Regions from separate parts of the Homo sapiens genome. Here region 2 is linked to region 1. Evidence: chromatin loops called from intact Hi-C (ENCODE). Cell type or tissue: Caco-2. All regions are shown on one strand. Links, peaks and the distances in the headings refer to the core of each region. The heading gives the core; the rest is flanking DNA. Region 1 has its middle 19 kb from the start of LINC00378. Region 2 has its middle 260 kb from the start of LINC02339.

Evidence for each region. Hi-C counts contacts between places; a loop is a spot of excess contacts. Peaks named below come from ENCODE experiments on the same cell type or tissue, not always from the same donor. Only the 100,000 strongest peaks of a DNase experiment are listed, where the experiment ranks them.
Region 2: it touches region 1 in a loop (29-fold over the local background); 2 of 110 quality-filtered maps call a loop at or near these places.

What each region holds. Positions count from the first base shown.
Region 1 is chr13:60,651,584-60,656,973 of GRCh38, forward strand. No RefSeq gene overlaps it. Among named protein-coding and RNA genes, the nearest start is that of LINC00378, 19 kb to the right of the region's middle. In Caco-2, for the core only: a CTCF peak has its summit at 3,025 (motif pointing right); a DNase peak (open chromatin) is centred at 2,998.
Region 2 is chr13:61,683,678-61,689,067 of GRCh38, forward strand. No RefSeq gene overlaps it. Among named protein-coding and RNA genes, the nearest start is that of LINC02339, 260 kb to the left of the region's middle. In Caco-2, for the core only: no CTCF peak of the experiment used is centred there; a DNase peak (open chromatin) is centred at 2,114.

The DNA.
Region 1 (5,390 bases), core at 264-5,263:
TTAAGTGAAGAGAAGCCTGGGTCTCTTTGAGGAAGAATCCCCCTACTCTGCCAGAAATTATACTGTAAATCTTTTTCTCTACTTTCTTTAAAAGGACCGGTGGTTACTTACCTGGGTGTCTGTGAATTGGGAAAGGAGAACTAATTAGACATTTTGGCTCTGAAGTGACACTAATTGTTAGAGACTCAAAACATCTCAGTGGTCTACCTATAAGAATAAGGACTTAAGGAAATGAGATAATTAATGGAATTTTGGCTTGTATCCATCTCAAAGTGGCTCAATTGGTCCCCAAAGCTATTCAATGTTTATTTTCTCAGGTCAGAAATTTATAGTTGGAGGAGACATACTTAGCCGCTGGGAGAACCCTCACTCTGATTCCCTCACACATGCAGAGAGGGCTGTCTTGTAGGAAAAGCTGTGTGGAAGCCACTAGGATGGCTCTGTTCTAAAAATCATACACTAAAAGCTATGTTGTATTCCTGGAGGGGTTTTTCAGATCTCTGCCGGTATCAAGGACTTGAAGGATATGGGAGTGGTGATTCCTACCATATCCTAATTCAACTCACCTATTTGGCCTTTGCAGAGAGTAGATGGATCTTAGAGAACAACAGTAGTATTTTTGAAAACTGAACTAAGTGATGAATCTTATTACAACTGTTATTCTAGATAGGGTTTATTTATTGGAGAAAACATCAATACCCCTGGTACCTGCTATACAACTTGAATAGGTTGTAATCCCTGGTTACTCACCCAAATATGAATCTAGGTGGTGCTACAAAGGTGTTTTGTAAATTTGATCAAATTCTATAACCAGTTGATGTTAAGTAAGGGAGATTATTCTAGGTGGTTTGGGAGCAGCTGATTCACTCAGTTGAAACATCTGAATAGCAGAGCCGATGCTTCCCTGAAGAAGCAGAAATTCCATCTGTGAACAGCAGCATGCACCCATGCCTGAGTGTTCCAGCCTGTCCTTCTGACAGGCTGTCCTATGAATTTCAGACTTGCCCAGCCAGCCTTTACAATTCCATAAACCAATTCCCTGCCATCAATCATATATATATATGTTCTATTTCAACCCTGATACAGTGATTTTTTTTCTCAATTCTTGTTAACAGACATCATCAGAAGCCGTTTGCTTTTAATAAGCAAAGCCAGCAATACTTCTTCAGTATCCCACCTCAGGATTAAAATTCCTCTCCAATTCTCTTACCATCTTGTCCATAGGAAACTTGATTACCTCTTCATTCCATAAGACATTGTGCTGCACCACTAATTTAATGATGTTGAGCTAATTGAACTAGTGAGCAGAAAGTAGCAACTAGTCTAGATATCTTGGTAAAACACATGCAAAATAGAGGGTAGAAAATGACTAAGCCCCCCCACTCCCCAAACAAATGTAGAGACCTTTCACTTTGTTAAATTTCTAGGCAATCTCATGGTACATTGACATATTCCTTCCAAATTGAAGAATAAAGTTGCTGCATGTAAACTCTTTTACAACAAAGGTAGTGGCATAGCGCTGATCTCTGCCACTAAGCAGTATAACCCAACAGATCGATTTGATGGTACTTGCAGGGGCAGAAATGCTTTATGGGGCCTTTAGCAGATTGTAATATGTGAATGATATCACTAACCTTTAGAATTTTGGAGTGAAGCTATGTGACCTTTTTCAGATAACTATTTTGAGAAACAACTTCAGGCTTGCTATTAGGCCCTACACATGACATCAGCAACTTATTATAACTATCATAATGTATTTGTTGTCTGATTCAGTAATACGCTGTAGCATGTGTGTAGCAGCATTCTATCAAGTGTAGGTGGTATATGTGAGACTAAGTTTGAATAGATCTTGAAGTCTCAGATAAGTTGCACAGGCAAGTAGTACAGATGTCCATGGTCGTTCCTCTGGCCACATTGCTTTCTCCTTCCCAGTCTGTACCCATGGCCTTGGGCGAAGTTCTCTCATTACTTGATGGCTAAGGAAGACAAAATAGGGCCTACTCTACAGATGATTTTGCAAAATGTGCTGGCATCACCAGAAAGTGTACAGAGATAGCACTGGAACCCTACTCTGGGGTATTTTTGAAAAATAGTGGTGGATATGGAATACTGTGCAGCCATAAAAAAGGATGAGTTCATGTCCTTTGTAGCAACATGGATGAAGCTGGAAACCATCATTCTGAGCAAACTATCGCAAGGACAGAAAACCAAACACTGCATGTTCTCACTCATAGGTGGGAACTGAACAATGAGAACACTTGGACACAGGTTGGGGAACATCACACACTGGGGCCTGTTGTGGGGTGGGGGGATGGGGGAGGGATAGCATTAGGAGAAATACCTAATGTAAATGACGAGTTAATGGGTGCAGCAAACCAACATGACACACGTATACATATGTAACCTGCACATTGTGCACATGTACCCTAGAACTTAAAATATAAAAAAATTATTTAAAAAAATGTGGTGGAGAGAAATTCTCTCAAGAGAGGCAGTACTTTGAGCACTACTCTTTTTTTTCCATTTCTCGTGGAAGGAGAGAGATGATCAGAGGTAGGTAGAGATCTGCATCATTTCATGGTAAGTGGATAAGAGTTCAGCTTGATGGTCAGGGACTTGGAAGGAACAAGATTGGAAAGCTAATAACTAGGAGGTCTGGGAAGAAGTACATAGATGAATCTGTCCAAAAGGGTATAGACTGTCCATATATTTGTGTCCCATGTTAATGCTTGCCAAAGAAAAATCTCAGCAGAGAAATTATCAGGCAGATGAAATGACCCATTTTGTAGATGTTGGTCAGTCTCTTTCACCAGACACCTATGTCCTTTCTAGTGGACTCAGGAACAAATGACCATGGTGGCAGGGATGAAAGTTATGCCCAGGTTCATTCAGCAACATGGACTTTTACTCACCAGGGCTGATTGCCCATAGCCACTGCTGAGTGTGCAATATGCCAACAGAAGAGATCAACACTGAGCCCTGGATTTGGCTCCACTTTCTGGGATAACCAGCCAGCCACTGGGCGGCAGTGTGATTATGCTGCACTAAATTAACTTGGAAGAGACAGAACTTTGTTCTTACTGAAATAGATACTGTACATGTGTATTTGCCTTCTCTGTTATATTTCTTCTGACAAGTCCACCATCCATGGATTTACAGAATGTTATATTCACTGTCATGGTATTCCACACAGCATTGCTTCTGTCAAAGCAACTCATTTTATAGAAGATGGGCTCATGCTCATGGAATTCACTGTTTTTTTTTTTTTTGAGAGGGAGTGATTGGGATACTTTATCTTCTTCTTCTTCTTTTTTTGAGAGCGTCTCGCTCTTGTCACCCAGGCTGGAGTGCAATGGCGTGATCTCGGCTCACTGCAACCTCTGCCTCCCAGGTTCAAGTGATTCTCCTGCCTCAGCCTTCCGAGTAGCTGGGACTACAGGTACGCACCACCATACCCAGCTAATTTTTGTATTTTTAGCAGAGACGGGCTTTCACCGTGTTGGCCAGGATGGTCTTGATTTCTTGACTTCGTGATCCCGACCGCCTTGGCCTACCAAAGTGCTGAGATTACAAGCATGAGCCACCGTGCCCAGCTAAATTCACTGCTCTTATCATCATCTCCCTTATCCTGAGAGGATGGTGGATGTCTTTGAAGACTGAGTTAGAGCACCATCTGGGTGGGAATGCCATGTGGGGCTATAGTAATGTCCTCCAGGATGAAGTAGTCTCTGAATTGTTGACCGTTATATGGTCCTGTTTCTCTCATTCTGAATTAAGCCATGGTTTGTTTATTGCCAGTCACCTGGCAACTTAGTGTTTCTCATGCTAGTAAAACAACAGGCAAAAAGAAGCAATTACCATACTGGGTGATTTATCCCGACTGTCAAGAGACTAGCTATTACACAATTGGGCCAGAGAAGACTGTATGTGGAGTGCTAGAGATATGTGTGTGGGGAGGTACTTTTTTAGTATTCTCATGTTCTGTTGACAGAGGTAATAGAAAACCACCCCAAACCAGCAGGGCCTTTAGGAATGAAGCCGTGTGTTACTCCACGTTGACTGAAGTCAATATAGAATAGGTAGGTGACAGCAAAGTCAATATAGAATAGGTAGTAGAGAAAGGACATTGTAAATACTTCTATAACTATGCAGCCAGTTACAGAATTTTTAGTATTTATATGTTTTCTTCCTTGCTTTTATATGGATATGTTTGTATATAATATATATTAGCAAATTAGAAAATTTCTTTCCCCCTCTTTCCTTTTCCTACCAACTAATATAAGACTAATAGTGTGTAATTTGGGGGCTGTGTATGGTAGCGCATGCCTGTAGACCCACTTATTTGGGAGGCTGAGGTGGTATGATCACTTGAGCCCAGGAGTTTGAGGTTACAGTGAGCTATGATTATGCCACTGCACCCCAGTCTGGGTGACAGAATGAGACCCTGTCTCTTTAAAAAAAAATGAGTAATAGTGATTATATCTTATTTAAGTTACAAGATGTCAAAGCAAGCATGTAACTCAGGGAGAAGAGTAATAAATATCACCTGAAGATGTATTAAGTATGTGTATCCTTTTTTTAGGGAGCGCATTAGCAGTTTTTGGTTGTATGATAAAAATTGAGCATCCCTAATTCAAAAATACAAAATACAAAATGCTCAAAAATCCAAAACTTTTGACCACTAACATGACACAAAAAATATGCTCATTGGAGCATTTTGAATTTTGGATTTGGGATGCTCAACTGGTAAGTATTTGCAAATATTCCAAAATTTGAAATATGAAACACTTGTGGGGCAAGCATTTTGGATAACCTGTCACTGCATCATATTAAGTAGAAGCATCCTTTTACTATTATCTTCATTTGACAGTTAAGGACGGTTAAACGAGGTATATGTGGCTGCTAGGTTGAAAGGGTTGCAAAGTCCTAGATTGTGCTATTGTCAATTTAGAAACTGTATTTTCTAGAATCCCTTATATGATTAGGTTAGAAGTAGCTGATAGAGGAAATTGCACAAGATTTAGGAGGGAGAGTAAATCAGTGGCTATTATTTTTGGAAGGTTGTAGTGCTCAGAGAGTGTGGCAGTCAGGTGCAGAGGTGTCTGTGAGGTCTCAGCTGGTCCTTGCTCTCCTCTGCTCCGTGTCTAGCTCATCTTTCTGTTATAACTGCTGGCCCTGCTGACCAACGGTGGTCCCAAGCCTACCAACAGATGTTTGGCTGTGAACCTGCACAGGTGGTAGCTACACACAAATCCAACTTCCCATAGATAACCTCCATGTGCCCCATCATTGTGTTCCCAATTTGGTGGCTAGAAATGCTTGGCTTCTTGGATTTCCCTGCACGCTCCAAATTATCCACCCAGGCCAGCTAGGCAGGCAGATTTAGTAAC
Region 2 (5,390 bases), core at 194-5,193, 1.0 Mb after region 1:
TTTAGCAGTGTAAAGATGGACTAATACAAAGGCCAAGAGAAAAATATAATACAGAAAAAAATAATACATTGTATTTTCATAGAGATGATCCAGTGAAGAGAGAAAAACCAATAATTTTTATAAAATAAGCAGAATTTCTGGGGGAAATGTTCTCGATTATTCAAGGGTAAAAACAATTTACTGCAAAATGGAGGGATTAGTCTTGGCCAAGGCTATGAACAGTGTAAGCCCTGGAGTACTAGGAGGGGAAACAGAGCATGCACACTGATATGGGTAGGTGAGTGATCAAACTAAAAATTGTCTTTTGGTTTTCCTTTTTATTCTCTCAGTCAGAAAGCTATATGGATACTAAGATTGCAGATAAGGTTAGACATGATGAAGGTTTGAGGAAAAAGGATAAGGTATAAGGCAGTCATCAATGTAAGTAAATAAGTGAAAAGATTCAAGAAACACAATACATTTGCCTGGCAGATTTAAGGGTCATTGATGTTGTAGTCATGCCAGCAAGAAAAATTGTGTGTCATATGAAGAATTAGAAACTCTGGCCAGGCACAGCAGCTCATGCCTATAATCCCAGCATTTTGGGAGGCCAAGGCAGGAGAGTCACTTGAGGCCAGGAGTTCAAGACCAGTGTGGGCAACATGATGAGACTCTGTTTCTATAATAGTTTAATAAATTAGCCAGGGATGGTAGCACACACCAGTAGTCAAAGATACTCAGGAGCCTGACGTGGCAGGATCCCTTGAGCCTTGGAGTCTGAGGTTACAGTGAGCTATGATCGCACCACTGTACTCCAGTCTAGATGACAGAGCGAGACCCCATCTCTAAAAGAAAAAGAAAAAAACAACGAGCAAGATGGTGGAGTAGATAATACAAGACATATTGCCCCCAAAATAACAAATATGTAATTATCCATGAACGATAATAATCTTGGGAGAAATAAAGGGTCCATTTAAGAACTGGTTGCAACATTACGGAGCAAAAAAGCCCAGAATCACTGCACAGAAATGGTGGCTGGAAAGACTGGCAGACATGAGATGTGTGGAAATGTCTAGGAACAAAGAAAAAGTATGGAGGTTATCAATATCAGCCACATGGAGATAGCCACTGAAGTCCACAGTGGTCTGCTTAATAGAGGACATCATCAGCTTTTGCCACTGAGGTAACCAACAACCATCCTCATCACAAACCACCAGGAAACAGAGATGCAGTTGCTTCCCACCACCCTCCCATGAAGAAGACACTGTTTTGCCACCCTTCCCAACACTGCCCCCATACCCTGAAACCATGGTTGCTCCATGCATGGCCATACCTCAGAACCAGGCTTCATGGCTGCTCCACATTTGCCTGTGTTCTGGGACCCCACTCTGTGGTCATATCACATGCATTCACACCTCAGACACAGAAGTCACTGCTGCTCTAGTGTAGCTCCACCCTCAATCTTGGAGCCCGGGTTACAGGACTTTATTCCTGTGTACACTTGCACAATGCACGCTGGCTCCACAGGTGCTCCATGAGTGCTCACATCTCTGATATCAGAGCCACTGCCACAGCAAGCTAGTTTCTCAAGACCTCAGACTCATACTCACATAGCTTCTTGCATATCCACACTCCAGATCCCAGCTCCATGGCTGCTGGCATGCTGTGCCCACTTGCGGAACACCAAAGTCACTGCTGCTGCAAGTTAGAATACATCAGAGACCTCAGATCTTCTGTAGCTCTGGGTATGCCCATGTTTCAGAACACAACCTCTTGGTTGTTCCACAAGCACTATGCCTTGGACATCATTACCAAAGTAGCAACAGGAAGACCTGTGCCCCAGGCACTGGTGCCACCACCACCCAGACTCTGGAGCCTTGGTTCATCCCCATGTGCCTGTGCTTCAGACCTTGGCTCCATGGCCACTTCACTGGCACCATGAAGCAGACAATGATGATGCTGCTGCCACTGCAAACGTGCCCAGAAGTTGGTTTCAGTGCCAAAAGGGATCCCCTTGGTCATGACTTCTCCAGTGGCAGAAAAAGGTAGCAGGAGCACCCTAGCAACCTTTGCCATTTTAAACCTCAACTGCCTTTGCTGCCACCAGGGATACCTAAACACTTTGCTGCTGAGGATCCCTGCAATCTTAGCCAACAGTGACCTCAGCTGACAGAACTGCATAAGAACTATGCTTCCGTGTCCTCACTAGAACCTAAACTGCTGCACTGCTTACAGCCAGCACTCTCAAGCCCACTCATAGGGGAAGATCTTTGCCCACTGAAAAGAGTATGTAAAGTCTGGAAGAAGTGACTGCTCTATCATATGCGCAACATCAAGGCAAGGCAAAAAAATATGAAAAACTAAGGGAATATACCACCAAAAGAACACAATAATTTCCTAGTGAATGACCCCGCCCTCCCCACCACAAAATTGAAACCTTCAAATTGTCTCACAAAAAGTTTAAAATAATTATTTTCAGGAAGCTCAGTGAACTCTAAGAGGGCACAGGGAAACAATTTAATGACATCCAGGAAACAGTAAACGAATAAAATGAAAAATTTAACAGGTTAATTTTTTTTTAATAAAGAACCAAACAAATTTTAGAGCTGAAAATAATGAGTTAAATGAAAAATGTAATAAAGACTGTCATCAGTGAAACTAATCAACCAGAAGAAAGAATCTTTGAATTCAAAGACAATTTATTTGAAAATATATAATCAAAGGAGAAAGAAGAAATAAAATAAAAAGGGGTAAAGAAACCCTATGAGATATATGGGACAGCATCAAGAAAGCTAACTTTCACATCTCGAGAAGCAGAAGAAAGAGAGAAAGGGATTGAAAGCTTCTTTAAAAAATAGTAATTAAAAAAATTTCAAATCTGGGGAAAGATATAAATATAGAGATATAGAAAGCTAAAATTTTTCTAATCATAATCAAGCCAATGAAGACTACACCGAGGCATATTATAATTAAACTATCAAAAATTAAAGACAAAGAATTGTGAATGCAACAGAGAAAAATGATTGTTCCATATATATGAATAACCATAAGGTTACCAGAGGATTTCTCAGCAGAAATTTTTCAGTGCAAAGGCAGATAAGGACGATACATTCAAAGTACTAATAAAAAAAAAAAAAACATGCCAACCGATAATATCACAAACTGCATAGCTGTTGTTCAGAAATGAAAGAGAGATAAAGACTTTTCTAGACAATAAAAGCTCAGGGAGTTTACCCTACTAGACCTGCTTTATGAGAAATGCTAAAGGGAGATCTTCAAGCTGAAACAAAAGGAAGCTAATTAGTAACATGAAAATATAAAAGTATAAGCTCAGTGGTAATAGTAAGTACATAGTCAAATTTTAGAATACTTTAATATTGAAATAGTAGTGTATAAATCATGTATATCTCCAGTATAAAGGTTAAAATGTAGAACAGTATTAAAAATTACTGTAGCTGCAATAACTTCTTAGTGGATAAACAATATAAAAATTTATAAATTGTGACATAAAATGTATGTTGGGGAGTAAAAGTTTAGAGTTTTTATATATGATCAAACTTAACAGCCTAAAATAGCTTGTTACATATATAAATGATTTATGTAAGCCTCATGGTAACCCAAAAAGCAAAAATCTATCCAACATAGATAAAAGATAAAGACAAAGAAATCAAACATATTACAGAAAATCATTAAACCATAGAGGAAGACATAGAAAGAAAGGAACAAAAGATCAACAAAACAACCAGAAAACTATAAACAAAATAGCAGTAGTAAGGACTTACCTATAAATAATTTCCTTAATATAAAAGGGTTTAAATTCTTCAATCAAAAGACAGAGTGGCCAAATGGTAAGAACAAACAACAACAAAAAACAAGCCTCAATTTTATATGCCCTATGAAGGATTCATGATTCACTTCAGCTTTAGTGACACAGCTAGACTAAAACTGAAGGGTTGGAAAATAGATATAAATAAATAGATATAAAATAGATATAAAAATGAACCCCAAAAAGAATAGGGGTAGTTAGGGTAGTTATACTTATCAGACAAACTAAGCTTTAATTCAAAAATGGTAGAAAGAGGCATAAAGGGTAATGTTATAACAATAAAGGGTCAGTCAATTCATTAGCAGAATATAACAATTATAAAATATTTGCACCCAATATCAGAGTACCTAATTATATGAAGCAAATCTTAATAGATCACAAAGGAGAGATAGACAATAATGCAATAATAGTTGGGAATTTCAGTACCCCACTTTTAACAGTGGCTAAATTAGCCATCAAGGAAACTGTGGACTTGGACTACACTTTAAACCAAATTGGTCTAAAAGACATAAACCAACCATCTTATCCAACAAGAGCAGAATACAAATTTCTTCTTAAATACGTATAAAATATTCACCAAAATGAACCATATATTAGGCCACAAAATCAGTTTTAAGAAATTTAAGAAGATTGAAATCATATCAAGTATCTTTTCTGACCACAATAGTATTAAACTTGAACTCAATAACAGGATACATTTTGAAAAAATCACAAATATGTTGATATTAAACATATTCCTGAACAAAAAAAAATCACAGAATAAATCAAAAAACAGAAAATATTTTTAGACAAATGAAAATGGGAACACAACGTACTAAACCCATAGGATACAGCAAAAACAGCCCTAGGAGGGAAGATGATAGCACTAGGTCCTTACATCAAAACATGAAAAAAGATGTCAAATAAACTTAAAAGTTTTACCTCAAGAGATCAAAAAATAACAAACTAAACCCAAAGTTAGTAGAAGGAAGGGATCATAAATATCAAAGCAGAAAAAATTAAAATAGTGACTAGAAAAACAATAGCAACATAACTAAGAGTTTCTGTTTTCTTTAAAGATAAACAAAATTGGCAAATTTTAAGTAGACTTAATTTTAAAAATGAGAAGCCTCAAGTAAATAAAAGTAGAAATGAAAGAAGAGACACTACCACCAGTGTCACAAGATACAATTGTAAGAGACTACTCTGAAATATTATACTCTGAAAAACTGAGTAACTTAGAAGAAATTGATACATTCCTGGAAACATACAATCTACCAAGACTGAATCATAAATAAATAGAAAATATAAACAGAACAACAATAAGTAAGGAAATTGAATTATTAATGAAAAGTCTCTCATCAAATAAAAGCTGGGGACCATTTGGCTTTATGATTGAATTCCACCAAATGTTTAATGAATTACTACCAATAATTCTCAAGCTCCTCCAGAAAATTCAAGAACAGGGAATACTTCCATACGAATTTTATGAAGAAACTATGATTTTCCTACCAAAGTCAGACAAGGATACCACAAGAAAGAAAATTATCTTTAATCTATGTTCATCAGGCCAATATCCCTGATGAACATAGATTCAAAATTCTCG